4 separate regions of the Mus musculus genome follow, and all the other regions are linked to region 1. The links are chromatin loops, found by intact Hi-C in ENCODE. Cell type or tissue: gastrocnemius. All regions are shown on one strand. Each heading gives the region's core, and the rest is flanking DNA. Links, peaks and the distances in the headings are about the cores only. Region 1 overlaps Eps15l1 (epidermal growth factor receptor pathway substrate 15-like 1). Region 2 overlaps Rab8a (RAB8A, member RAS oncogene family). Region 3 has its middle 9.0 kb from the start of Gm51537. Region 4 overlaps Ap1m1 (adaptor-related protein complex AP-1, mu subunit 1).

The links. Hi-C counts contacts between places; a loop is a spot of excess contacts. Peaks named below come from ENCODE experiments on the same cell type or tissue, not always from the same donor. Only the 100,000 strongest peaks of a DNase experiment are listed, where the experiment ranks them.
Region 2: it touches region 1 in a loop (11-fold over the local background); 25 of 42 quality-filtered maps call a loop at or near these places.
Region 3: a loop joins it to region 1, with 3 times the contacts of the local background. A loop is called at or near these places in 37 of 42 quality-filtered maps.
Region 4: it touches region 1 in a loop (7-fold over the local background); 40 of 42 quality-filtered maps call a loop at or near these places.

Annotation. Positions count from the first base shown.
Region 1 is chr8:72,363,069-72,368,401 of GRCm38, reverse strand. Eps15l1 (epidermal growth factor receptor pathway substrate 15-like 1) reads left to right here. Exons shown (of 24, transcript NM_007944.3): 21 at 416-498. Among named protein-coding and RNA genes, the nearest start is that of Klf2, 47 kb to the right of the region's middle. In gastrocnemius, for the core only: no CTCF peak of the experiment used is centred there; DNase peaks (open chromatin) are centred at 2,391 and 2,938; H3K4me3 peaks cover 535 bases; H3K27ac peaks cover 2,735 bases.
Region 2 is chr8:72,175,415-72,180,747 of GRCm38, reverse strand. It overlaps Rab8a (RAB8A, member RAS oncogene family), which reads right to left. Exons shown (of 8, transcript NM_023126.2): 5 at 4,819-4,908; 6 at 4,360-4,425; 7 at 3,078-3,128; 8 at 1-703. The coding sequence ends at 611. Among named protein-coding and RNA genes, the nearest start is that of Hsh2d, 12 kb to the left of the region's middle. In gastrocnemius, for the core only: a CTCF peak has its summit at 3,171 (motif pointing left); DNase peaks (open chromatin) are centred at 3,177 and 4,610.
Region 3 is chr8:72,270,303-72,275,635 of GRCm38, reverse strand. No RefSeq gene overlaps it. Among named protein-coding and RNA genes, the nearest start is that of Gm51537, 9.0 kb to the left of the region's middle. In gastrocnemius, for the core only: a CTCF peak has its summit at 3,083; a DNase peak (open chromatin) is centred at 3,064; H3K27ac peaks cover 2,680 bases.
Region 4 is chr8:72,254,742-72,260,074 of GRCm38, reverse strand. Ap1m1 (adaptor-related protein complex AP-1, mu subunit 1) reads right to left here. Exons shown (of 12, transcript NM_007456.5): 10 at 4,253-4,378; 11 at 3,893-3,968; 12 at 2,689-3,340. The coding sequence ends at 3,318. Among named protein-coding and RNA genes, the nearest start is that of Gm51536, 15 kb to the right of the region's middle. In gastrocnemius, for the core only: a CTCF peak has its summit at 2,463 (motif pointing right); a DNase peak (open chromatin) is centred at 2,480.

The sequences.
Region 1 (5,333 bases), core at 138-5,137:
TCATTAGTTTCAAAAAAGACCCAGGCATGGTAGTACACACCTTTAATAATCCTACTACTCGGGAGTCAGAGGCAGGGGCATCTCTGAGTCCCAGACAAGCCTGGACTACAGAGTGCGGCCTTATTTGAAAAGGGGAAGTGGGGGAATCTTTGCCGGCTGATGAACCACACACACACACAAGTGGCCATCCTCAGTGTCTCATTCTCTCCATCTTCCCTGCTTCTCCTATACTGGTAGGATGCCAGCTTCAGGCAGAAACTGATCCATCCTTTACCCACTGTGATCCACTGACCTCATAGGAGCCATCTTCCCAGAAACATTCACAGCCCTGAGTCTCTTGCTTCCTAGGATTGCCCTAGACTTTTGGGCACATCTGCTCAGACCATAACCCCAACTGTGTTGGTGCCACTCACAGATCCCTTTGGAACCCTAGACCCCTTTGGAAGCAGCTCCTTCAGCAGTGCCGAGGGCTTCGCTGACTTCAGTCAGATGTCCAAGGTAAGGCCTCTTACGAAGGCCTAGCCATGGCCTGAGTTCCACATGCTGCTTGTGTGGGCAAGCAGACATGAGTGCTGTCCTCTGTGTGTGTGTGTGTGTGTGTGTGTGTGTGTGTGTGTGTGTGTGTGTGTGTGTGTGTGTGTGTGTGTGTGTGTGTGTGTGCGTGCACATGCGCGCTCACACGTGCACCTGCATTTGTCATACTCTTGAGCACAACTGTACACAGCAGTGAGAGGACAGGTCCCCTCAAAGCTGCTGTATCCATGTCTCCCGGGTGCCATCAGCCATTGCCCATCTCGCTCTCATTAGCATCACAGAAGGATCAGCTTTGAGGGCATGAAGTTGGCACCTCTGTGTCCAAGCATACTTTTCTGTCTGCCAAGGCCCTAGGAAAGGAAGAGATAGACATGTTGGTCCCAGGAGGCCAGAATAACAGGCCTCAGGCTTGAGGTATCTGAATAAAGTTGACTACACAAATGCCTGAAGCCTCCATGAACTAAATTCTTGACGTTATTGAATGGTGAGCTCAAAACGAGTGTGAATAAATATGTACATGAAGACAGCCTGCATTGCTCAAGGACAAAAGCCGTAGCCCTGTCTTGAGCTGGAGTGTCTGAAAGGCTTCCTTGTCTGCTCTGGCTCTGGAATACACTATGGCTGGCTTCACTCATTAAAAGGGACATGGTTAGAGAGCCACACCGCAGGTAGCACCCCAGATGAACTGATGGGGTGCAGGTCTTCCTCTAGTACTAGAGAGGCTCAGGTGGTGGGAGGACTACTGTGACTTGGAGGCCAACCTGGGCTCCACAGGGAGACAGACATGGCAGAGAAGAAAGCAGTAAGGTTCATCCTTATCAGGACCTTGCTGACCTGGCCTTGCTTGGTGAGAGGGATTAAGTCACAGATCCTGGCCCAGCACACCAGGTGCATTGTTTCAGTTGGTTTGATATATGTTGGTGTCATCTTTGGCAATGAATAAAAAGGTCAAGCCAGCCTGTGACAGCAAAGTATTTAAGGACAGTAGTGTCACAGGTGTGCTGTCTCAGCCCCTGCACTTGCCTGACTCAGCACCTTGTCTACTCTGCTCCCCTCCTGGCAAGGATCTGTCCTTAGAGCAGTGTTCTGTGCCTTGCAAATGCTCCTCATGGGCATGGTTTCCCCAGCAGAGTCCATCCTTCTACTCCTGGGGTCATGTGGTTGGTGGTGCGGGAGTCATAGGGCAGCAATCCTGTCCCATTAGTTCTGTCCACCTGAAGGAGGCAGTGGGAGGGAATTCTGAGGGTGCAGACATCCCTTGGTATCCATAAAGATAGGTTGCGTGATGTCCCAGGGGATATCAAAATCCTCACTGGCATCCCTCCTGTGACATGACTCAGTTCATTGTGAATATGACAGACTGTACCTCTGGGTGGCTTCAGTTGTCTTGCAGGATGTGAGTGCTGCATGCATTGTCTCCATTGTAGTCAGACTGAAAGAAACTGCCTGCGTGCACTCAGTACAGATGCAGTGTTTTTCTCTCCTCAGTGTGAGGTTGCTTGAAGGAATTCAGGTGTGGAACCCCAAGAGATGGAGACAAAGCACAAGTGGCAGCCAGCACCCAATCCTGGGGTCCCTGCCCTCACCAAGCATGCCCTCTTTACTGGTGTCTCAGTTGCTCAGTAATTCTCAGGTGCCAAAGGCTGGCAACAGGAGCAACACTTGTGCTGCAGTGAAAACCTACACAGTGACAAACATATACAGAGGCATGGGGAGGCATGGCTTCTAGCAAGAGACCTGCATTTGACACACTTAGGAGCCCTGTGCATGCAGATCCAGGAACAGCCATTGCTGTACCCTAAGCAGCACCTGGCATTGGAGAGGCAGAGGCAGCCGGTGGCCACAGGACCTGTCGGCCACATGGGGGCAGCAGCCTACAAGGGCTGGTGACCAAGATTGTCTCAAGCTGTCTTCAGTGGGCTCCTTTCTGCTCTCTAAGCTTAGAACCCGTCTCTGCTCATTGTCAGCCCCAGCAAAGGCCTCACCAAGTGTACAAGGTGTCTGAAGTTATGGGTTCTGATGGAAAAGGAGTTTTCTCCATTGTACTGTGGCCACTGGCTGGTTGGTTATATGCATGCAAGCTGCCCTACTTAGGCCTAAGAGTCAGAAAAAGAACCAGAATACCAAAGACATAGGAGGGGAACTACTTAGGAAGAAAGGGTTCCTTGGGAGTTGGAGGGAATGTCAGCTTTGGGAATGCATCACACATATGTAAAAGTGTTAGTAAGCTCCAAGTGTTCCGTGAGTGGCCATGCACATTGCTGTGGGCCGGGGCCTGGGCTGTTCTACACCTGATGTGCTGAGAGTCGAGACTGGAGAATGTACTAGTTGCCAACCCCTACTTAATCCTTCCATGGATCTCTGCTCCAGTTGCATAGGCCCCCTTCTCCAAAGGAATGCAAGCCTGTGCTACTATGTGCCCTCTCACTCTCAGCCCCCTGGCAAGGATAGGAAAACCAGGCCCACTTTCTGTTCTTGGCTCTAGGCCAGGACAAAGTGGGTAGGGCTGTGGAAGAACTTGTCCCATACAATATATGCACCATCCTGGGGCTTCTTGACTTCATGACACTTGTAAGGATTGTGCCTGCCCTGCCCCACCCACTACTGATTTTCCTCTCTGGTTACCTTGCTAGTTTTCAAGAACAACACCTGGTATAAATAAATTTGAAGGGAAATGAAAGTAGAGTGCAAGGGCTTTTTTTTTCCTCTTAGCTTTCTTTTTTTTCTTTTTTTAACCATCACCACCAGCCCTTCCGCACCTGAGCAGGGTGGGGCAGCATATGTGCTGTTCCTCAGTCCTCGAATTAGAGTGTCCTAGCTCTGTACATCTGTGCTGAGGAAGGTGACAACAGGCATCTTACCAGCGGTAGAGTCTGTCTTAGGGTAACCATTGCTTCGATGAAACTCTATGAGCAAAGCAACCCGGAGAGGAAAGGGTCTATCTGGCTTACACTTCCACATCACTTTCATCACTGAGGAAAGTCAAGGCAGGAACCTGATGCAGATGCCATGGAAGATGCTGCCTACTGCCTTGTTCCCAACGGCTTGCTTGCTCACCAGCTCAGGGATGGCACCACCCACAATGGACTGGGCTTTTCCCCATCATTCACTAATTGAGAAAATTCCTTCATGGACTCATCAGCTGAGGCTTCCTCCGCGCTGATGATGACTTGAACTTGTGTCATCTTGACATAAAGTTAGCCAGCACAGGTTCCCAGCTGAATATTCTTGGCACTTGCTGAGCATCAGTGACATTTGTTTGCTTTAAAAATGAGTTTCCCAGCAGCAGGTTCCAGCAGCAGGTTCAGTCAGCAGCATGAGCCTGCAGAGCATGATCAGGGCCCTGGGTTCATCCCAGCACTGCAGCCAGAAAGGAGATCAAAGTAAGTGAGTTTCCTAAAGTGTGTTCATAGAGCACTTGAGAACATAAATCTAACTTCTTACCCTCCCCCCACCTGCACCAGACAAAAGGCCACCTGTGCAATAGTAGGTGGGTGCAGCCTATCTTCAGTGACTTCGGCCATAGTGTGTTTTGTTGTTGTTGTTTTTCTTTTTCTTTTTAAAAAATGTTTGCGCTGGTGCTGGTAGAACACAGAGGCTCCACCCCAAGTCCTTTTTGGCTGTTCCTCACTCTGCTCCTGAGAAGATGAACAACCTACTTTGACAGGATTTGAGGCAGTTGTAGCGGTTATTAGCTCATTCCTGCTCCTGAGTCCTTGCTGTTAGTGGAAGCATACCTTGTTCTTCCCCAGCTCCCGTGCCTGTGGGAACACTTTTACAAACATCCAGCGCTCGAGTAGGAAAGAGCCAAATTCCAATGCCCAAGAAGCCTAAGATTGTCCAAACAGGCTAAAAGGGGGCCTAGAAGCACAGACCTTTAATCTCAGCACTTGGAAGGCAGGCTAGCCTGGTCTACATAATGAATTTAGACCATCTAAGGATACACAGTGAGACATTTCCAAAAAAAGAAAGAAAGAAAATAATAAAATAAAATAAGAGTGGAAACTTGCCTGGGCATTATGGCACTGGACTGAACAGAGCCCTATGAAGGGAGCCAGGCTAACACAGCTAAGCCTGTCCCCTTCGAGGTATCAGTTTGGTGGACTTCAACTCCTTGGGGAGATGACACGTCTGTCTTGCCTGGGACATTGCAGCCACCTGGAGAGTCACGCAGCACTGGGTCCTGTGTGGATTAGAAAGTAGAGCTGCTCCGGCTCCTCCTCCTTCCTGTGACTCAGGGTTTCCTGAGTCCGGAGACCTGTCCCAGGACATAACTTATACCCAGGAAGCACCCCAAGACCAGGAAACGTCATCTGTACTGCACCTTCTCTTCAGGCTTCTGGATTTCACACCCAGACTCAGGACTCAGTGCACACGGGCTTGAGCTCTCATTTGCCTTCAGCTAACAAGTGCCTTTTCATTTTCTTTATTAAGTTGCATTTCTTTTGGGGCAGGGTGTCATGGCACCCATGTGCCAAGCTTGAGTCAATATTTTTTTTCCACTATGTGAACCCAGGGATCAAATTCAGGTCGCTAGGCCTGCTTGCAAGTATATTAAGCCATCTTTCCAGCGTCTCTCATGCTGTGTCTTGTCTGGAGGCTAGAGTAACATGCATTTGAAGGCAGCCTCAGATTTATGGCAAGACCCTATCTCAAAAAAAAAAACAACAACAACAACAAAAACAGCCACTAACCTGTAGATGACCCTTGTCCTACCTCCTTCCAGTCCCCAAGGCAGGAGGAGCTGAGGGTCTGTAGACACAGGCTTCAGAAAGAGGTGAGATCCTGCCCACGTGCCT
Region 2 (5,333 bases), core at 106-5,105, 190 kb after region 1:
CACTGAGGCAGGTGGCCCAATGACAGTGGGTCATGGGAGAATGGTGGTGACGTCACCTCAGTCTGAATCGCAGACTCCCATCCTGCTCTGGCCATGGAAGCGGTCCACTTCTTCCAAAATCCTCTAAGTGAGCTTTCCTTAGTTTGTGCTTCCCTTTGGTTTGACACGTAAGGAGACAGTGGACATGGCTGTCACTTGTCCACAACTGAGAACAGCTGAAGGCAGGTGCAGGCTTGTCCCTCAGTGGCCCCGGTGGTGGTGCTTGGAGTATGGGGGCCAGGCAGGCTGGGCACTACCGCTGGCTACCTTCTGTGCTGGAAGGACAGAAGGCTGGAAATGGAGGCTGCCGGGCCCCCACCCAACCTCTCTCCATCTGTGCCTATGAGGCAGGGGACGGATAGGCCTGACTGGCAGATGACATAGGAAAAACAGCAAAATTCTAACTCTCTCCATCTCTGAAGGTGGAAAAGATCAGACGGTTACTAAAAAATAATCAATTTCTCAATCGAGTCCGGGCAGCCGTGTCCAAACATCAGAGGTGGAGGCTGGCCCGGGGCAGGCACAGTCAGCTGGGCTGAGCACAGGCTCAGAATGGGCAGAGACCTTGTCCTCACAGGAGACTGCACCGGAAGAAGCTGGTCCTCTTCTGCTGCTCCACTGTGATCTTGACTCCATGGCTGCTCCCCTGCGGGCTGTTCCCTTCCTGAAGTCACAAGTTTGCCTTGTTACTTACTGTGGCTTGTCAGCTCTACCTACTACCCACAAACAGCTGTCAAATGGTCTGTCCATAACTGTCCAACTAATCACTCCACCATCCATTACCCTAGATCCAATCACCCACTAGCCATCCATCCATCTATTTGTCCCCCTGATGTTCAACCATTCCCTGCTAACTTACTGTCCATCTACTCATCGAATCTCTATCTTCTGAATCACTACCCACCCCCTATCCAATCCCCCACCTACCCATTATCACCCTTCCCACTCCCCTATGATCGATCACATCCACTCAAACTCTTGCAGTCATTCACCCTCAAAATCTGCCACTCTCTTCCAAAAGCATCCCACTGTCTCCTGACCGTTCATTCACCTTCCACGGCCCCCAGGCTGCTTTCATCTGCTTCTCACCATCCCCCAGGCCGTTACTCTTTCTTTTTTCCTCCCCACCAACACCCAGACACCTCCTTCCACACTCTTCTGTTTCTTGCTGCCACTGGGCAATGACCTGAGGACCCTGATGCTGGTCAAGTGCTCTATCATTAGCCACATCCTCCAGCGATACAATCATCTTGTTTTCTCCTCTGCTCCTCCTTCCTCCCTACCTTTTCCCCATCTACTCACCTATCTATGCTAAACACCCCTATCGTCTATCATGGAGGCATAGAGTTTTCTGCCTCTTGTGCTCCAGTGGTGCAGAGGTCCACCTGTTGCTAGCAACACAGGAGCTAAACGCTAGTCCTTTTCTTACAAAGAAGGTTTTTAAAAATTAGATTTACGGGCTGGTGAGATGGCTCAGTGGGTAAGAGCACCCGACTGCTCTTCCGAAGGTCCGGAGTTCAAATCCCAGCAACCACATGGTGGCTCACAACCATCCGTAATGAGATCTGACTCCCTCTTCTGGAGTGTCTGAAGACAGCTACAGTGTACCTACATATAATAATAAATAAATAAATCTTTAAAAAAAAATTAGATTTACTTATTTTTGTGCGTGTGTGTGAGCTCGTTTCTTCCAGTATAGGTCTGCTATCAAACGAAGCTCTGAGTTGTGTGCTGTACTGCCTGCCTGGTACATAGGTTGTACAGGGAATGCTGCCGTTTAGATGTAAGCATGAAGAGATGCCACGAGTCCACCTTGTGCCTCACTGGTGGCTCAGAGCCCAGTTGAACGTGTGGGGCAGGCTGTATTTCACGCATTCTGTTGGGTGATCACACTTCAAAGAGCCTCAGGAGCCGGGCGGTGGTGGCACACGCCTTTAATCCCAGCACTTGGGAGGCAGTGACAGGTGGATTTCTGAGTTCGAGGCCAGCCTAGTTTACAAAGTGAGTTCCAGGACAGCCAGGGCTATACAGAGAAACCCTGTCTCAAAGGAAAAAAAAAAAGAGCCTCAGGACTAACCATTGTTCTCTGATCTCTAGTAACACAGGTAGGTCTGGGGAGGGTAAGAGCTTAGGGGACAGGGTCACATTGTATTCCTAGTGTCCCCAGGCTTCAGTGACATGTTAAGCTCAGTCAGGAAAGCTTTGCCTTCTTTTCTCAGCAATGGCCTGCTAGGCTTGAAAGGGTCGCAGTGATGGCTCAGTCTGAGGTTGACCCCCAGCAGACATCAGCCAGGTGTGGAGGCTGGATAGCTCACAAGTTGGAGCACCAGTGGCTTTTGCAGAGGACCTGGGCTTGATTTCCAGCACCCATGAGGTACAGCTTACAACTATCTGTGACTTCAGCTACAGGGATCCCATGCCTCTGAGGTACCAGCATACATGTGTCCTCCCTGCCCCAAAAGGGAGACTCTAAATAAAAACAAATAAACAAACAAACAAACAGATAAATAAATAAATAAGCGTTGAAGAGCTGTTTAGAGCACTGGCTGCTTTTCCAGAGGACCTGGGTTCAATTCCCAGAATGACATGGTAGTTCCTATCTGTACCTCTGTTCCTATCAGTCTCTCTGGCCTCTGAGTGCACTAATCATGCATTTGGTGCAGACATTCATGCAGGCAAAACATTCATACTATGAAAAAGCCAATAAGATAATACTGTAAAAAAACTGAACAAAGACCAAGCCAGGGTGGTGGTACTTATAATCCCAGTGTCAGGGTAGGAGAGACAGAAGGGCCCGAGGTTCACTGTCCAATCAGAGATCTTGTCTCAAAAGCTAAGGTGGGAACTGAATGAAGAGCACACTGACACTGACTTCTGGCTGCCATTTGCGCATGTACACACATGCAGACTGACACACACACACACACACACACACACACACTCTCACTAGGATGGCAGGTCTGGGCAGTGATGTGCTGTCCCAGTCAAGGGTGGCTGCATCCTACAGAACCCCACATGGAGGAAGGACTTGGACTCACCAATTTTTTGTCCATTTTTGCTTTGATATCCCTGGCAAGAGTGAAAAATGCCTGTGGAAAGAACAGGCCGTCAGCACCCTCTAGTGGTGGGAAGTTATTGGCTAGAGGGAAGGGAGGTCTGCCTCCTGTCCCCAGTCAGGCTCCCATCTGTCACCCCCTGTAGAGCACCTTGGAACAAAGGCCTTCCCCCAAACCAACAATCCTGTGAATGCGAGCAGGCATTATTCTCAGTTGGCCCTTGATGACATGAGGCTCATAGACCATGTGATTTGCCCAAAGGTATTGCGTGGTTAACTGGTTCAGAAGGGTCTGGAAGGATTATCTATCCATGGCTATGTTCTGTCCATGCCAATTCCTTTTTTTAATTTTAATTTTAGAGAGTCTAGGTTAGCCTTAGACATCTGTAGCTGAACATGACCTTAAATCTCCTGTTTCTTCTGCCTCCACCTCCAAAGTACTGGGACAACAGGCATCACTATCAAGCCTGGTTCCTCCTCTCTTTAAAGAACAGCTACAAATTCCAGTTTGCAAATGACTGCTGTCCCATGGAGGGGACAATCTGAGGTAGGTTGGATTTAGCATCTCCATGCAGTGTTGGAGACCTGGAAAGTGGGGCCAGGGGAGAGTGCATGGAGATGGGCTGGCCTGGACAGGGGAACAAGAATCTGATGGCAGGAAAGGAGTGTAGCAAAGGCTGGGGAGGGCAGGCCCAAGTGGCTTATGGGAGGAGTAGGAGTGAAGGGAATTGAACAGGACAAAGGCCTTGGCCACCGTCCTCTGGGTACTTTGTGGAGTGATGTGAGCGATTTAGCCCCCGCCCCCAGTCTTGATGTGTAGCCCAGGCTGGTCTCAGCAATCCTGCCTCAGCCTCCTGAGTGCTGAGATTACAGGTAGCTCTGCAGGTCTGTTTTTGAGTGTCACTAGGGCTGTGTGAGAAAAGCTGAGGGCCAGGTGCCAGGCTGGCACTGCCTTGGGGACAACATAAGGATGAGGGCACAGCACTGGGACCTGGATCCTCACTGGGGATGTGAATTAATAGTGTGGCTGAGAGGAACACAGCTGGGTGTAGGTAGTGGGTACTAGGTACTGGAATCTGAGCTTTGATTTCCCTCATTTGCTGAGCTAGTGAGACTGTGTCTTGAGTGCCTGACAGAGGGCATCCTGAGCCAGAGGCCAATCCCTCTGGATACTCCAGGCTGAATCTCCCAAAGGAAAGCCCCTCCAGCCCTGGAGCACTGATCCCACAAGCCCATGGCTCCCTGCAGGATCTGACTGGACTCACATTCTCCACATTGATGTTGGCCTTTGCACTGGTCTCCATGAACTTGATCCCATAGTCGAGTGCCAGCTGTAATGAAGGCGACACATGAACACAGTGTGGACTCCCATTGTTTCCTAAGGAATGGAAACTGGGATGGGCTGCTACCATACTCAAGCTAAGGGTGTTACCTTCACTGTGTGATGGTACTGCACACCACGTGGGGAGGGTGCAGAGGAGAGGAATGTGGCATAGCCTAAGCCAGCTCTGTTCCCTGCTGTGATGCCAGCTGTGCCTGGCCTTGCTTGGTTCTGGTGACAAGATAAGAGTTCACTGCCAAGCTCTCATTGCTAGCCACGAGGAAGCTCTGTCTTGCCTAGGGTTATCACCTCACAAGGATCTCTCTATCTCAGGCAAGTCAGGATGGCAAAAAGACTAGGAAGAAGCACCCAAGCTGAAAACGATCACGAGGGCAACACCTACCTTTTCTCCCCGTTCCTTGGACACCTGTCTCTTGTCATTCACATCACACTTATTCCCCAGTATCATCTTCTCCACGTCTGCAGAGGCATGCTGAGAAGAGGGCAGATCAGGGTCAACGTGGAGGGCAGGGTGTGGACTGCTTGGTGGCTGGCAGCTCATGTCCCTAGTGGTTGAACACTTCTTGACTGTGCAAATGGCTTGCACAGATCATGGTCACTAGGCTCCAGAGGCATGACTCCCAGAGCAGATGCTCAGAGACCTTATCCACGCCCTCTAGAGCAGTTCCATGTTAGCTTGTGAGCCATCCCATGCACACACCATGCTACATCTGGGTTCCATGATCTGGGTTCTAGGAATTGAACTGAGTATATCAGGCTTGCTGGCAAGTGCCTTTATCCACTGAACAACTTGCCAGCTTAAGTCCCAATGCCGGCTTGGATCTTTCAACTTTCTCTTCTCTATACATTCTAGAAACAAGGCTGTGCCTAGAACAGGCAAGACTTCCTGCTAAGTTC
Region 3 (5,333 bases), core at 199-5,198, 93 kb after region 1:
ACTTGGGGATCTGAACTTGAGCCTTCAGCTTGTGTGGTCAACGCTTTCCTGATTGACCTTCTCTGGACCTTTGGAACCAGCAGTTAACTTTCAGTTTAACAGTCTCTCTTGGAGTCAGGTTTGATTCCCTCAATGCCAGGGGTCAATCCAGGAACCTCTGCAGCTGCTACCTATGGAGATTTGAACCCTAAGGAGCTATTGTCCCTAAAATCCATACCCAGCGCTCTGATGTGGCAAACTTCATGCAAACATCACAGTTTTCTGTGCCCTTTGCTATGCCGGGGCCCCACCCACTATCCATGTTTTTATGATTTGGGTCTCTTTTCTCTCTCTCTCTCTCTCTGTCTCTCTCTCTCTCTCTCTCTCTCCCTCCCTCCCTCCCTTCTTTCCTTTCCTCTTCTTTTCTCTTTCTTTCTTTTTTAAGATTTATTTATTATGTATACAGCAATCTCCTGCATGAATGCCTGAAGATCAGAAGAGGACACCAGATCTCATGAAAGATGGTTATGAGCCACCATGTGGTTGCTGGGAATTGAACTCAGGACGCCTGGAAGAGCAGCCAGTGCTCTTAACCACTGAGCCATATCTCCAACCCTGGAAAACAATCTTTACACATTTTCACAAGGTCTCAGTCTGTAGCCCGCGCTAGTCTCAAACTTTAAACAATCCTTCTGCCTCAGCTTTCCTTGGATGGCACATGTGCCACCACTACCCAGTTGTTTTTGTTTTATTACTTTTTAACATTTACTTATTTATGTCTGTGTGTGCTTACTCATACACACACATGTGCATATGTCAGGGCATGCATGTGGAGGTCGGAAGACAACCCGTAGGAATCGGTTCTCTCCTTCTCCCATGTGTGTTACAGGAACTGAGTTCAACCCATCCTGGTTGCAGACAGCACCTTTCCCTGTGAGCTATCTCTCATCTTGGTTTGGTTTATTTTGCATCAGGATCTCATGCTGTAGCCCTGGCTGACATTGAACATCCTTCTCTCTTCAGAGAACATTCTACCTCTTGCTGCGTGTGATCTTCTCTTCCTCTGCCTTCTTGTTGGAAGACCTGAGGGACCTGGGCATGCACATGTCCTCTGAGCCTCAGTTTCCATGTCCATAAAAGCAGTCTTCCAATGTGCAGAGAGATACATCTTACCATTCCAGTACTAGGAAAACTGAGGCAAGAGAATCTTGAGTTCAAGGTTATCTTGGGCTACATAAAGAGCTTGAGGCCAGCTTCTAGTATATGGAAAAAGGTTCTGGGGGTACTACTTAAGGGTGGAGCCCTTGCCTAGAATCCCACCCCCCCCACACACACACAGTGAGGGGCTTGAGGGCCTGGCTCAGCTGTAGAACACTGGATTAGTATGTGCGATGTTCTGGGTTCCTTCTCCAACACAACAAAAATATAATGACTAAAATAGCAACCAGGTAAGAAGTTTTCTCTAGCAGAATTTGTCAGGGTCTCAGGAGCCCCGGGTACTGTCCCCTCACTTCCTTATGTACAGTTACCACCTGGTCCCCCGGTGCTCAGATCTGCCCCCCAGGCCACCATTTGCTGGAACCCAGCACAGAGGTGGCAGCATAGGGTCAGGCTCACAGGTGGTTGTCACTAGCTCACAGTGGCAAAGGGGAAATGGGGCTTTCGTGGTCTCTGGGTCCTCAATTTGCATAACTACTTTTACATAGAAACCTTTCCAAGCTGTGCTCAGCAACCCTGCAGTGGGCCGTGGGGCAGGGCCCAGGGACAGCCACTGGTGCTTCCCATTTTGGGGGAACGTTATCACCAATGTCTTCCTAGAAAGGTGACAGTGTGGTGACAGCTGGCACCCTAGGTCTCCTGGTGGCATCTCTGCCTTTCTCTGGCATCTGGGAAGGATGACACCTTTCTGAGGTTGGAGAGGACACTGACTCTGTGGAGGTGACAGTGACCACTGGAAGAGCCTTTCCTAAGTGGGCCCCCCTCATGTGCCCTGTGATATCTCAGGAACCCCTCTGGGAAATGTCATACTCCAGTCTACTTGTGCAGTGGAGGGAACTGAAGTTAGATGGAACAGCTGTCTAAGCAGATGTTGCCCTTCCCCCACCCTGGGTTGATGACAAATCCACTTCAGAAGGGGTGCAGGTCAGTAGCAGGGTGCAGGCCAGTAGTGGGGTGTGGGTCAGTAACAGGTTATCTCAGAGCTCTGAACGCCTGAACAGGGTCCCACCTTTGTTCTGGGTGGGAGGGACTGAAGGGAGCACAATGACTACTTACTTAATGTAGATGGCTTTGCTGTGTTGCATTGGGTGCTGGGGGGAGGGGGAGTATGAACATGTGGGTGTAGGTGCCTGTGGAGGACAGAAGAGGGTGCTAGAGCCCTGGAGCTACAGTTGTAGGTGGCTGTGAACCTCCATGTGGGAACTGAACCTGGGTCCTTCACAAGACCAAGTGCTCTTAACTACTGAGCCATCTCCCCTGCTCTTAACTACCCCTACCATCTCCCCTGCTCTGTTTCTAAGCTTCTAAGCTAAGACCTGTTCCTTCTATATAGCCTAGACTAGCTTCAAACCCGTGGCAATCCTCCTGCCCCAGCTCCCCAAGTCTTGATAATCCCCAAGTGTGAGCCACCATACTCAGCTGTTTGTTTGTTTGTTGTTTGAACTTCAGGCCAAGTTCAAGAATCAATCCCTCTGCCTCTGAGTGAGGTATGACAGGCTGAGTCACTATGCACAGCTCTTTTCCTTTTGAAATTTCTGGTTTTTGGTTTGGGGAAATTCTTTGTTTGTTTGTTTTGTTGTTGACAGAATCTCACTATGTAGCTCAGGCTAGTCTCAAACTTGCAGTGTTCCTCCTGCCTCTGTTTCTGAGTACTGAACCAACAGGCTCTGCCACTGTGCCCACCTCCCAGAGCTTCCTTGGTGCCGACTGAGCCCTTCTCCCCACCCCCCCCAGCCCTCTACTTCTCTGTGTTTCCTACTCAGAACAGCTTTCTCAGAAATGCCAGCCCTGCAGCTTGTGAAACATCCTCTCCACTGCCTGGCATCTCAGTGGAGCTTGCTGTGCAAACATGCAGGGGACTCGTGGCTCAGTGAGCGCCACCTATGGGGGGCTGAAGGGATGCTCTCCAGGCCCTTCCTACCTGCTGTTCCCCTAGCATGGGAGTCCACTGTGAGTGTCACTTGGACACAGTGGTTCTATGCTCCCTCTAGACACCAAGGGGAGGAGAAGACAAGGCTATGAGTGGGCAGCCAGGGGCCCCTCTATCTGTAACCCTGCAGTCTGGCTTTGTTGAGCCTCAGTTTCCCCTTTGGGAAATGGGATGATGCTCTGTACTTGGTTATGGATGTCTCAGTTCCTGGTACTGGAAGGCCTTGAATATACCCTCTTTATCCTGGTATGATGGTGCACACCTTCCATCCCCATCCTGGCAGACAGGCGGGTGGCTCTCTGTGAGTTCCAGGCCGGCTTGGTCTCTATATACTCGATAGTGGTCTTTCTCAGACTCCTGCTGCCATTTGTCTGCTCCATCCCACCTCCCAACCCCCACCCCTTTTAAAAATTGACAGGGAAAAGATACTGCCTGCTGTGACCAGCCTTTGGGAAGGTGAGGCAGGAAGATTACAAGATCCATCAATCTGAGCTACAGAGCTTTGGGCATCCCTGACTCACGAAGGTATGATGTGTATGTGGCTGTAGCTCTGAATACACGAACCAGGCCCAGGTCCCACCCCAGTGCACATCAGCTGGGTGTGGCACACATGTCTGATCTCAGCATAGGGAGGGAGGAAAGATGATCTGGAGTCAAGGTCAGGGCTGGTCAGTTTGGTAAAAGATCTTGCTGCCAAGCTCAATGATTTGTTCAACCCTTAGAACCCAGATGGTAGGAGAGAACCAATTCCTTCCTACAAGTAGTCCTCTAACCCCCAAACACGTCCATTGACAACTAAGAAATAAACATAATTTTAAAATCAAACAAAATTAAACAAAGGTCTAGAGAGATGCATCGGTAGATAAGCTCACTGCCTGTGCCTGCAGAGAACCTGAGCTGGGACCCTGGAACTCACGTGGCCCAGTCACAACCCTTAGTCCAGTTCCAGGTCCACAGGCCTTCATAGCCACCTGCATACACGGGCACACAGATAACTAAAATACATTGTTACACTAATTAGTTGCTAGCTAAATTAAAAAAGAGGGGAGGAGGGCTGAGAACGGGAAGGGAGGGGGAGAGGCGAGGAGGGGTGAGGAGGGGCAGGGTGGGGCGGCAATTGGAAGCTGAGACCCGGAGGTAATCTGTAGATGTCTGATAAGGCTGGAGTTGTAGATGGGGACTGGAAGGGCAGCCAGGCACGTGGGGTGTACTGAGGCAGGGTCTCTCTAAGTACTGCCCGGGGTGGGGGGAAGGCCCTGAAGGCATTAGCACATTTAACCAGAGGGCTGCCCAGGTCCAAGTCTCCTGTAGTGGCTGCAACTTTCACCAGCCCAATTTTCAAAGTTGTGTACCTGGGCCCCTGGGAGGTAAGGAGCCTCCCGACATGGAAGCCAGCCCTGAGGAGGGAGCTCGGACCTGCAGGTCTTTGACTTCTATTCCTCACCAGTACTTACAGATATTGAGGGACACGTGGCCACACTGAGGCCTGGCACAGGCTAGTAACCCACCAAGAGTCTTTGGCCCAGAGTGACTTTTCAGGCACAGGGGCTGGGAGCTGCCCTCTGGGTGGGGTCTGGCCGAGTTATATCTGGCACAGCCGTTCCCTTTGGGTGGCTGCAGCTGCCCAGGCGGGGGCCACAGTGCCTGCTTCACCACCCGTCCCGGCAGGTGCCAGTGGCCGCTTTACATAGCCACGCTTGGCGTCCTTCGCTTGCCTCTGCCTGGCTCTGAGCAGGGGCCACGCGGACTGGAGAGATTGGGCCTTGGTCTCACTTCTACTTTTCACTTTTACTAGCCTGAGGAGAAAAGCGCTTGTCAAAGGGACCTGGTAGTTTGGGTATGTGCTCCACCTGGATGCCATAGGGAAGGTACAACTGCTTCTAGTTGGCCAGCCATATAACAGACTAGGCTGTGGTGGCCAGGGCCTCTGGGCTGCTGTGTGGCCCCAGGCTAGTGTCTTTCCTACTCTGGGCCTCCATTTGTAAGTCTGGAAAATGAAAGTAATTACAGCAGTATCTTTATAATCCGTCACTTCACTCCAGTTTGTATTGGGAGGCCTTAGAGGAACCAACCAAACAACCGGCCTCCCAAAGGGCAGTGGTGATGCACACCTTTAATCCCAGCATGAGGGAGTCAGAGACTGGGGGAATCTCTGAATCTGACCAGCCTGGTCTACAGAAGGAGCCCTTAGGACAGTCTGTGCTAT
Region 4 (5,333 bases), core at 111-5,110, 110 kb after region 1:
TGGGGACAGAGTCCAGAGTCCAGAGCCAGATGTCATGTGTGTGTGTGTGCAAGAGAGACGGGGTCGGGGGTTGAGACATGGTTTCTCTGTGTAGCCCTGGCTGTTCTGGAATTCACTTTACAGACCAAGCTAGCTGATCTTGAACTCACAGAGATCCACATGTCTCTGTCTCCTGAATGCTGGGATTAAAGGTGTGCACTGCTGAAGTGAAAACTTAAGGGTTCTTCAGAAAGTCTGTTGTATTGGATGGTGTTTCGATAAGGTGGACTCGTGAAGGAACTTTTGGCTGAAGCAGACACAGGTGAAAGGATGTTCTGCTAAAGCAAGCAGTTAAAAGCACATATGATGAAGAATTCTTTGATAATTACAAGCATCTATTGGTCTGCCTTAAAATGTATAGCTGAGCTTCATTTGTTTGGACTCCACAGAGAGAAACGCACCAAAAAAAAAAATTCTGATGGTGGGGTTCATGCTGCTTCCATGGTCTGATTGGCCGAGTGATGTCAACTTCGACAAATGCATGTGCTGAGGCAAGACCCATGGAGGTCATGTGATGTTCGAAGGGAGTATAAACAGGACTCCACAGACAGTGATGGTGACTGGGCTTGCTGGTAGAGCGTCCTGAGAAATGCTTGTTGGTCTCTTGTCTTTGCTGAGCTTCACTTTGCTGAGAGAGGCACAGTGGAGAACTTCTCCTGGTGTCCCTCCTGGTCTCTCCTGGTGACTCACACAGAGGCCTGGCTGTCTCTGCTAGGTAGTGCCACCACTGCTCATTCATGTTTGCTATCCTGACTCTACTGAACTGGACTGCTGGTGTATTCATGAAGTGTTTGCAAGTGGATCAAGCTGCCGCTGTTAAGCTGTGAACTGAACTGCTGATTTCCAGACAACACAGACAGGAGTTGCTCTAAAGAACCATTTCTAAACAGGTCCACTTTCCCTGTATCCTCTTTTTACCTTTACCTCTGGTGGGCCGTGGGATAAAAGGGAGGTAAAGGTGTTTAAGAACCATCATTAATAATAGATCTTGAGGGGGCTGGAGAGATGGCTCAGCAGTTAAGAGCATTGACTGCTCTTCTGAAGGTCGTGAGTTCAAATCCCAGCAACCACATGGTGGCTCACAACCATCCGTAATGAGATTCTGGTTTGTCTGAAGACAGCCACAGTGTACTTAGATATAATAATAAGTAAATCTTTTAAAAATAGATATTGAAAAAATTAAAGTTACACATCACCACCCCCTGCAGATGCCAACTTTTAAAAAAAAGATTTATTTTTATGGGGTTGGGGAGCCAGCTCAGTAGTTAAGAGCATATTCTGTTCTCACAGTGGACCCGAGTTTGGTTCCCAGGACCCATTTTGGCTCACACCCCTGTAACTCTGGTTGCCTGGGCCATCCAACACCCTCTTCTGGCCTCTCTGGGCAAGCCACATACATATATACCTAGCACACTCACAATAAATACATAAATAATAAATCTTTACATCTCTGCTTTGTATATATAGATTTGTGCCAAGTACACACAATAACCTCAGAGGCCAGAAGAGGGCTCTGGGTTCCCTGGCCAGTTGTCTCCATATGGATGCTGGGAATAGAATCCTGGTCCTCTGCAAGAACAGCCAGTGCTCCTAACTGCTGAGCCATCTCTCCAGCCCGTGCACCCACTTCTTATTTTCTGAGACAGGATATTATGATCCTCTTGCCTCAACCTCTAAAGTGCTGGAGTTGCAGGCACAGGCTCCCATACCTGACTGAGTTCTTTTTTTGAATGTGTGTGCTAGCTCAAATGGGCTTTTGGCAGTTCTTTCCATGCAGCATGTGAGTACTAAGGACTGAAGTCAAGTTCCCAGACTCAGCATCAGGCTCTCTCACATGCTGTGCCACTTTGCTGGCCAGCGTTGGTTCTCATGCATTGGCTGGTGGCTTCCAGATCAGCATTCCTCTGACTTATGAGCCATCTATGCTTCCTGGTGTCTGTCCTGATGCCTGTGCTCAGCTTTGCTACCTGCTTCAGCACCTTTGTGCCCTCTGATGACCTGGGCTGCTCCTCTGCCTCTCAGCTGCTATTTCTTTTTGCTGGTGTTCAGGGTGGAACTTGGAGTCCTGTACATCTGCATCCCTAATGTATGCAGGGCAATGGTGGGTGGGTTTTGGGTGACTGGATTAAAATGAGCTGCACAGAGCCATAGCCTGCTGCAGACCTGTAGAGTGACAGGTGACAGGATGCAGTCTGGACTGGCAGTCCTGTGACCACTGGTGAGGCAGGACTGAGGGGCGCCTAGGGTGTTCTAGGCCCTGTGTTGGGAAGGTTGTACTTGGCTATGGAAGTGAGGTATGCATGACACACCCCACATAGGAAGTGTGGTGACAAGGAGAGGCAGGGAGCACAATGAGAGGGTCCTGAGGGTCAGAGCTCAGAAAGCCCATGCAGAAACTCAGGACTTCCAAGCCGATAGCTTTAGACCACCAGAGGGCAGCCACGATGCAAAGGCATGACAGGCAAGCTAGAGACCCTGAGAGGATACTCTATCTAGTGTCCCTTGGAAGGGCACTCCAGCTCCAGCTACCCAGGGAAGGGAAGTGTGGTCCTGTCACTGCTAGGCCTGCTTTGATGCAAGGGAAGTCAACGGGTCATACAGGGTCCCTATGTGGGGCCTGAACCAACAGCACACAGAGAGAAGACAGGCAGCAGATGTAACAAATGGATTTTAATATAACTGTCACACACACACATGGGTCCAGGACAACGAGGCCTTGTACAGTGAGGGTAGCCTGTGCCTGCCCAGGAATTTTAGGGCAAAGGCTGAGGCCATGTGCCCTTCTGAGAAAACACTGATGTGGTCAAGGGCTGGCAAGGGAGGCACAGCCGGCCCAGGCAGAGCAACTATCCGGCATACAGACCAGCATGGATAGGGGACAGCTGCCCTCATTAAGTGCAGCATGGCAGCTGCACAGGACACTTGAAGAAAGGTGACAGGACAGCCACAGATGACAATGACAATGACCAACATGCTCAGCAAAATGGCAACAGAAGGGAGGCTTCGGAGGTGGGCAGGGATGGCGTCTACAGGGTGGTGGGTGGCCAGTCATGAGGCACCAGGAGCACAGCTCCAGCTGGCTTGTCCCTGGGGGAGGCTGGCAGGCCCTTCCTTCCCACCCTGGATCAGAATGGGACCAGGGAAGGGGTTCTGTGTGAGTCCACTCAGGCTTGAGGAGAGGGTGGCTGCATGTCCAGGGCCACCCTCTAGCTTCAGTTTTGGTGAGTGTGGCAGGTGTGCCCTGAGGCTAGGTGGGCTGGGCTGGTGGCAGAGGCCTCTCACTGGGTCCGGAGCTGATAATCTAAAAACAGAACATTCACCTTCAGCTCCACACAGACACCCAGGGCACCCACCCTCAGCTCCATACAGACACCCAGGGCACCCACCCTCAGCTCCACACAGACACCCAGAGCACCCACCCTCAGCTCCACATGGTCACCCAGGGCACCCACCCTCAGCTCCACATGGTCACCCAGGGCACCCACCCTCAGCTCCACACAGACACCCAGGGCACCCACCCTCAGCTCCACACAGACACCCAGGGCACCCACCCTCAGCTCCACACAGACACCCAGGGCACCCACCCTCAGCTCCACACAGACACCCAGAGCACCCACCCTCAGCTCCACATGGTCACCCAGGGCACCCACCCTCAGCTCCACATGGTCACCCAGGGCACCCACCCTCAGCTCCACATGGTCACCCAGGGCACTCACCCTCAGATCCACACAGACACCCAGGGCACTCACCCTCAGCTCCACACAGACACCCAGAGCACCCACCCTCAGCTCCACATAGGAAGATACAGTCTAGAAAGACCTCTGTAGGTCCTGCCAGTCAGGCAGCCACTTACCTCCGTTCTGTGTGATATATCGTACCCAGGGCAGGGCCTGGTACCCACTCTTCTCAATGATTTTCAGGTAGCGCACCTGGACACAAGGACCTTGAGTGTGCTGCACCCCCACCAGCACCCCTCATCCAAAAGGCAAGGCCAAGGGGGCAGGCCTGACATTGTATGAGGGGCTGTCAGAGGCAGCCAAGACCCAGGCTTGGTAACCTTGAGCCTTTCAGGGGAATAATATGCTCCCCTCATCCACACAGTTTGAGGGGCTCCAAGGAAATAGGCCCTATGTCAGGATGGGGGTTTGGAGGTTCTGTTGTGACTTTGGGCTCAAGTGTGGGGTTCAGGCAGTCAGACCTAACACATTCATACCTGGATGCCAGAGGTAGTGAAATAGGGGATCTCAAACTTGACGCTGATGGGGGGCTTTCCCTCCTTGTCTTCAGCTTCCACACTGGGAAGGCCAAAGTGGGCCCGCATCAGGTACTCCTTGCCACCCTGGGGGCCGATGTAGGAGGTAGTTAGGTGGCTGCCCAGCCCACAACCAATGTGCTGTCTCTCAGGCTAGCTCATGGCTCCCAGGAGCCAAAGCAGGACAGACAGGGTGTGAAGTGGCTTTACCAGCTCCTAGGGAGACGGATAGGTGGCTGTGGAGCCAGACTGTCCAGACAGGTCCACAAGGAAAGCACGGGAGCACACTGGGGAGAGTGGTGGGTCCTCCTGCACAGCCCCAAGGGGACTGTGAACAGGGAGAGGGAGGACACTGAAGTGTGGGCAGGTGCAGGTTTCCAGGAGTCCAGCAATAACTTGGAGGTGGTGTGAGAGTGGGACCAGTCAGGTAGCTGAGACACTTGCCCTGCTCTGGCCAGGTAGCACATCAGGCCTGGGCTTGGCTGTCCCCTCTGTCTGGCACCCCAACTCTGTTATACCCACGACACGTGGCCTTTGGTTTCCTGAGCTCACACTTAGGGGCAGCAGGAGTGGCTGTGACTAGGACCATGCTTAGGAGCTGGGGTGCAGCAGGACAGAGCTTCCATAGCCTAACTCCCCTTTATCAGCTCCCATCCATAAAGGATGCCATGACATCTGCATGGGAGCTGGAGCAAACAGCCTTCTGACTCCTGGTGCCTAACAACAAAGTAAGGGGAAATGGAAAGAGAAGACCTGCTCACAGGAAACACAAGAGTAAGCAGGGCCTAGCAATCTCAGCATTCAGGGCAGGAGGAAGGTGGCAAGTTTAAGGCCAGCCTGGGATACAAGAGTTTGAGGTCACTCTGGGCTACAGAATGAGTTGCAGACCACTGACACTATCCAGGGAGACCCTGTTTCAAACAAAGTCACTACAAAATAAAAATACAAAACAACTTCTATGTGAAAACAGAAGTTGTAGAAAATGGTGTTGCATGTTACACTGTAGGTTTCATGGGTACAGATTTAGGGTGGAGCTGGAAGA